2 separate regions of the Homo sapiens genome follow, and region 1 is linked to region 2. A link is an interaction called in ENCODE POLR2A ChIA-PET data of the cell type or tissue named here. Cell type or tissue: HepG2. All regions are shown on one strand. Each heading gives the region's core, and the rest is flanking DNA. Links, peaks and the distances in the headings are about the cores only.

Region 1 (2,914 bases), core at 175-2,674, 62 kb after region 2:
TCCTGGCTAACACGGTGAAACCCCGCCTGTACTAAAAATACAAAAAAATTAGTGGGCGTGGTGGCAGGTGCCTGTAGTCCCAGCTACTCCGGAGGCTGAGGCAGGAGAATAGCGTGAACCCGGGAGGCGGAGCTTGCAGTGAGCCGAGATTGCGCCGCTGCACTCCAGCCTGGGGGAGAGAGCGAGACTCTGTCTCAAATAGAAAAGAAAAGAAAGTGTCCCTGGTTAGTTCCCTGCTGCCCTTCCTCACCTCTTCCTTCATGTCCCTGCCTAACTGGGTACCACGCTGAGCCTCCAGCAGCACCCCCACCCTCTATCCACCAAAGGGGCTTACCTGTGGAGCTTAATCTGGGCTCACTTGTCTTAAGGGACTTTATACGTAACTAGCAGGTGGCATCCACATCACTAAGTATTTCCCCAGTGCTTGTTAATATGCTGTTCTAAGTGATAGGCACCTCCTCTTAATATGGATAGTTAATTGATTTGTAGGCACTTTTGTTTCATCACAACCCTATTTCAGTTACAGTTGTTCATCCTTCTTTTTCTTCTTATCATTACTCATCACAAACCATCTAGTTCGTCTATGAAAAATCAGTCGATTGGGGTCGTCTCCCTTTACCAGACGCCCATAGGGTTTAGTTTTCTTCCAACACAGGGATCATAGACTTAGGAAGTGAGTCATTTGGGACATTGGTACTCATTTTTCACTATCCTTGGTGGACAATAAGAAAAATAATAGGAATGATAGGAGGTAATATTTACCAAACACTTTGTATGTGCCAGTTCAGCAAACCATTCTGAATCCTTTACGCATGTCTTCTCTTTTCATCTTCATGATAACCTTACAAAGATATACTGCAGCTGACACTATTTTCTAGGTCATAAAACTAAGACACAGAGAGGTGAAGTGAGCTCTGCAAGGTCACACTGTAGCTTGTCTGTGCTTTAAGCTTGGGCTCTTCTGGGTTCTGTTAGAAGCCTTTGGTTGCCGTGCCCACTCATGCCCATGGGGCAGCCCATCCCATTCTTTACTTCTTTTTTCTTTTTTTTTCTGAGACACAGTCTTAGCTCTGTCACCCAGGTTGGAGTGCAGTGGCACGATCTCAGCTCACTGCACCTCTGCCTCCCAGGTTCAAGCAATTCTCCTGCCTCCGCCTCCTGAGTCACTGGGACTACAGGCGCATGCCACCATGCCCAGCTAATTTTTTGTATTTTTAGTAGAGAAGGGGTTTCACTGTATTAGCCAGGGTAGTCTCGATCTCCTGACCTCGTGATCCGGCTGTCTGGGACTCCCACAGTGCTGGGATTACAGGCATGAGCCACTGTACCCGGCCTCAGCCCATCCCATTCTTAGGGCTACTGTCAAAGGTTTCTCTGCGGTCAACATTGACTTTGTTAATATTATCAGTGATAGTCCTAGACACAGAATTGCTTCAGTTCAAAAAGATAGGTTCCCACACTTAAAGCCTTAAGCAAAGCTCTCTCTTCTCCATTCCCCTCCTACATCCTTCCAATTGCCACACACTGTTTATTTGACCTCTGAAGTCTCTCCTGCTTTCTGCCCTTCCTGTCCTTGCCTTCCTGCCTGTAGAATGAAGACTTGGCTCCTTAGCATTGCCTTCAAAGCTCTTCATCCCCTGGCCCCAGTCTCTGTGTCTTCTAGAAGTTCCTCCAGCCTAGCTTTCCACAAAATATCTGGGTGTCACCTAAGGGACTGGCCCTCTGCTGGGAGTTCAGGATTGACACAGGAATGCTCACAGAGCTTATACCAGACCCCTTATTCTGCCCTTTGTTTGCCCTACCCTTGAACTTCTATAGCTCCTGTTACTGCTTCCTTCAGTGTTGGATGCCAATCCTCTGTCTTTTTTTTCCTCCTCTCCTACCTATTAACATCCTACTCATCCTTCAAGGCTTGGCTCAAATATGACTTCTATGAAGCCTTTTCAATTGAACCCAGCCTGTGTGACTCACTCTTTTGTCTGGGCTCCCACAAGTGTGTGTTTGTATTTCATTATAACCTTTGTTCAAGTCTGCTCTGTATTTTAGTGGGTTCTTTTCAGATTCGAAAGCCACAAATTCTTGCCTGAAGGTAAGAACCTATTTAATTTATTTTTGTGTGCCCAGAGCATACTATGTAGATATTCGTAGGCGCTCCGTGGATGTTATTAAGCGCAGTAATAACAATTACCATTTTGTTGAGGGCCTACTGTGCATCAGGACTGCGAGGTATTTTGTGTTCACTGTCATGTTTGCTCCTGCCAAGTAGCTTATGAGTGAGTTCTAGCTGTGATTGTTACCCCCATTTTACAGATGAGAAAACTTAGGTCCAGAAAGATGATGTGTCTTGTTTGGGTCACATAGCTGGTAAGTGGAAGTGCAGACATTTGCACACAGGTCTGCATGCTTCTAAAAGTCCATGTTGTTTTCACCACAATGCCTGAGAAATACATTATAATGATTTGCTGTGGCCCCTGGAAATCCAGATTAAGAGTCCTGAGTCCTTTAAGAAATACTCCCGTGGCTCCATTTCTTTTTCTTTCTGCATCCTGGAAATTTCCTCCTTTTAGTCACCTCCTCTTTTTACCCATTCTGCATTTTTTTTTTTTTTTTTTGAGATGGAGTTTTACTCTTGTTGCCCAGGCTGGAATGCAATGGCATGATCTCAACTCACTGCAACCTCCGCCTCCTGGGTTCAAGCAATTCTCCCACTTCAACCTCCCAAGTAGCTGGGATTACAGGGGCCTGCCACCACCCTCGGCTATTTTTTATTTTTTTTATTTTTAGTAGAGATGGGGTTTCACCGTGTTGGCCAGGCTGGTCTCGAAACTTCTGACCTTAGGTGATCTGCCCATCTCGGCCTCCCAAAGTGTTGGGATTACAGGCGTGAGCCACCATGCCTGGTCCCATTCTGCGT
Region 2 (2,914 bases), core at 256-2,755:
CTTTTTTCTCTAGACCTGAGCTGTCCCATAGAACTTTCTGCAGTGATGAAAATGTTCTATATCTACACTATCCACTATGATAGCTGATTGCCACATGTGGCTTTTGACACTGGAAATATGACTGGTGCAATTGAGGAACTGAATTTTTAGTTATATTTAGTTTTAATTTATTTAAACTTAAAAGCCACATGTGGCTAATGACTACTGTTTTTCATAGCCCAGATGTTGATATGAGCTTCTTGAGGGCAGCGGCCTAGTTTTATTCATGTTTTTATTCCATATAGTACAGAATGGTGTTCCCTAAAGTCTGCTAAACAACGGAATGAATGATGTAAGAGTTGTATCAAAAATTTTCATCTTTTGTAGTTTATACACCTCTCTACACATATACAAATAAAAATCCTGCTTATGAGTATAACACATATTCTCACATCTGACACACAGATCTCATTACCCCATTTTCCCGATGAAGAAAGTGAAGATCAGCAAAGTTAAGTGACGCAGGCAACTTTATAATCATGAAAAATAACATTGAGGCTGGGCACAGTGGCTCACGCCTGTAATCCCAGCACTTTGGGAGGCCGAGGCAGGCGGATCACAGGTCAGGAGATCAAGACCATCCTGGCTAACATGATGAAACCTTGTCTACTAAAAATACAAAAAAAATTAGCCAGGTGTGGTGGTGCACACTTGTAGTCCCAGCTACTTGGGAGGCTGAGGCAGGAGAGTTACTTGAACCTGGGAGGCAGAGGTTGCAGTGAGAGGAGATCGCACCACTGCACTCCGGCCTGGGCAACAGAGTGAGTCTCCATCTCAAAAAAAAAAAAGAAAAAAGAAAGAAAAATAAGATTGAATTATGCCTGCCAGTTACTTTAATTACATTGTGAGCACGAAATTTCTTTTGATATTCTAGTTGTGGGTCTCTGAAAACCTGAACCCCAGAGAAAATGTCTATAGTCTTATGTGTTATATATAGCCCATGTGGCCATCTCACGTTTCCAGAAGTTGGCTTTTATTCCATGGTCACTTAAATGACACCATTTCTTGAGTCTGGGGCTATGGCTGGCTCATACCAGATTTCTTGTCTTCATTACCAAATCTGCCAAGGGTTAGAGGTCACTGGTTTGTCCCATGACAACTCTTTCTTCCACACTGTTTTGAAGGCCAACTGCGAAGTTTGATTTTGTCAAAGTGGGAAGCGTGATATCATTAAAGCTGAAGTTAAGCAGACCACAGCCCAAGAGAGGGAATGGCACTAAGGCTCATCTGAGACCTTAATGCAAAATCGTCTTACTATCTGAAAGCGTTTTTTTTCCTTTTTTTTTTTTTTTTTGGTACAGTCTAAATTAGGACACTGTTAGTAGCGGGAGGGTAATTAGGGGTGCATAGTGAATCTCAATTCTTATTTATAAGAAGTCGACTTGATTAAATTCTTATAGCTTCCTTGCTCATTCTATTTCCTTTGCACTGTATCATAAACAATAAGATGATTTTACTTCAAGGGAACGGAAGAGTTTTTGTTCAAATTATATCTCAGTCATTCACATAAATATCAGCTGTGACACATTTCTTATATCTTCAGAGGTATGAACAAATACTATGCAGACTTGATTTGCTTGGCCGCGTGTTGCTGAACCATTGTAGTAGGGAGAGGAACAAAGATGGAGAAGAGCTGATTTTATGAAGGAACCAAAGAAGGAAAAATTGTTGCCGTTAACGTTGTTTACTGAAATTCATCAGCTTTTACTTTATTCATTCAAGATTTATTAAGTGCCTTTTGTAGACTGGGATAGAGCTTAGCAAGAGAAATGATTGATTAAATAGACCATTATAATAAAATGGAGTCATGCCTGTATTAGGACAAGTACTGTGTACAAAGGGAATAGATAACAGGGACATTGATCTAAAGGGAGGTTAGGGAGGACTTCTTGGAGGAAGTGGTATTTGTGCCTGAGTTATATGGGATGTGTGGGATTTCTTAGGTGAAAGAGGGCAGAGCAATACGGTGGTAGGCTAGATCTGTGCAGCGGCTTAGAGACAAGACTGTACAGGGTGTGTATGTGAGTGTCTGTCCGTGGTAGAATGGTGGTTCCAGAGCCGCAAAAAAAGTGCAAGCAGAGGACCAAGCAGCGGCTAACATCCAGCACAGCCTTTTGAATACCTCTAGATGCTTCCCCTTGGCCTTCCGGGCCTTAGAAAGCTAAGAAATTGTTCAGCTGGGATGGGATGTGCGTGGGTAAGCATGCAACGTTAAGCATCCATGTCAATGTTGAGATGCGTCCTAATGTCAAAAATATTAAGGTGTGACTGGGGAAGCTGTCTGGGAATTGATGGAACGTTGTACATTCACATTTTGCAAGATGAGTTTGTCTTCCCCGTGGGTAGGTTTGAGGAGAGCAAAACCAAAGGCAGGAAAGAGCCTTCACAAGGGAATTGCAGAGTCGTGGGAGGCACCCTTGTGTGGGCCGGCAAGTGTTGGTCAGGGTGAAGGAAAGAGAATGGAGTGGATGTCATTGTTGGATGTGGTGGAGGAGTCAAATGTGCCTCCAGAGTGTTTGGCCCCATTGGCTAGGCGTGTGGTGGTAGCATTCACTGAGGGAAGGCCCAAGGAAGAAGAACCAGATTGGCGGAGAAGAGGGTGCTGAAGAAGGTTGTAGATCATGGAGAGCCAATGTTACAGGCAGACTGCTTGGAAATGGGAACTGTTTGAGAAGAAGGGAGGGTGCACTCTGCCAAATGCAGCCTATGGATCAAACAAAAGGGACTGAAAACTTAATGACTTTGGCAACAGAGGTTTCAGTGGCATGGTGTGGGCTGCAGGATGTTTAGAAGATGAATAAGTGGAGACAGGGAGTATAGCAGCTCTTTACAGAAGTTTTTGAAAGGGAGGAGAGAGTAGGGGGCTATGAGACTG

Evidence for each region. Peaks named below come from ENCODE experiments on the same cell type or tissue, not always from the same donor. Only the 100,000 strongest peaks of a DNase experiment are listed, where the experiment ranks them.
Region 1: POLR2A ChIA-PET joins it to region 2 with 6 read pairs; 5 of 35 experiments call an interaction of 5 or more read pairs at or near these places.

The regions. Positions count from the first base shown.
Region 1 is chr3:71,257,284-71,260,197 of GRCh38, reverse strand. The region is part of intron 5 of FOXP1 (forkhead box P1); the gene reads left to right. Among named protein-coding and RNA genes, the nearest start is that of FOXP1-AS1, 31 kb to the left of the region's middle. In HepG2, for the core only: no CTCF peak of the experiment used is centred there; DNase peaks (open chromatin) are centred at 1,407 and 1,847.
Region 2 is chr3:71,319,541-71,322,454 of GRCh38, reverse strand. All of the region lies in intron 4 of FOXP1 (forkhead box P1), which reads left to right. Among named protein-coding and RNA genes, the nearest start is that of FOXP1-AS1, 31 kb to the right of the region's middle. In HepG2, for the core only: no CTCF peak of the experiment used is centred there; no DNase peak of the experiment used is centred there.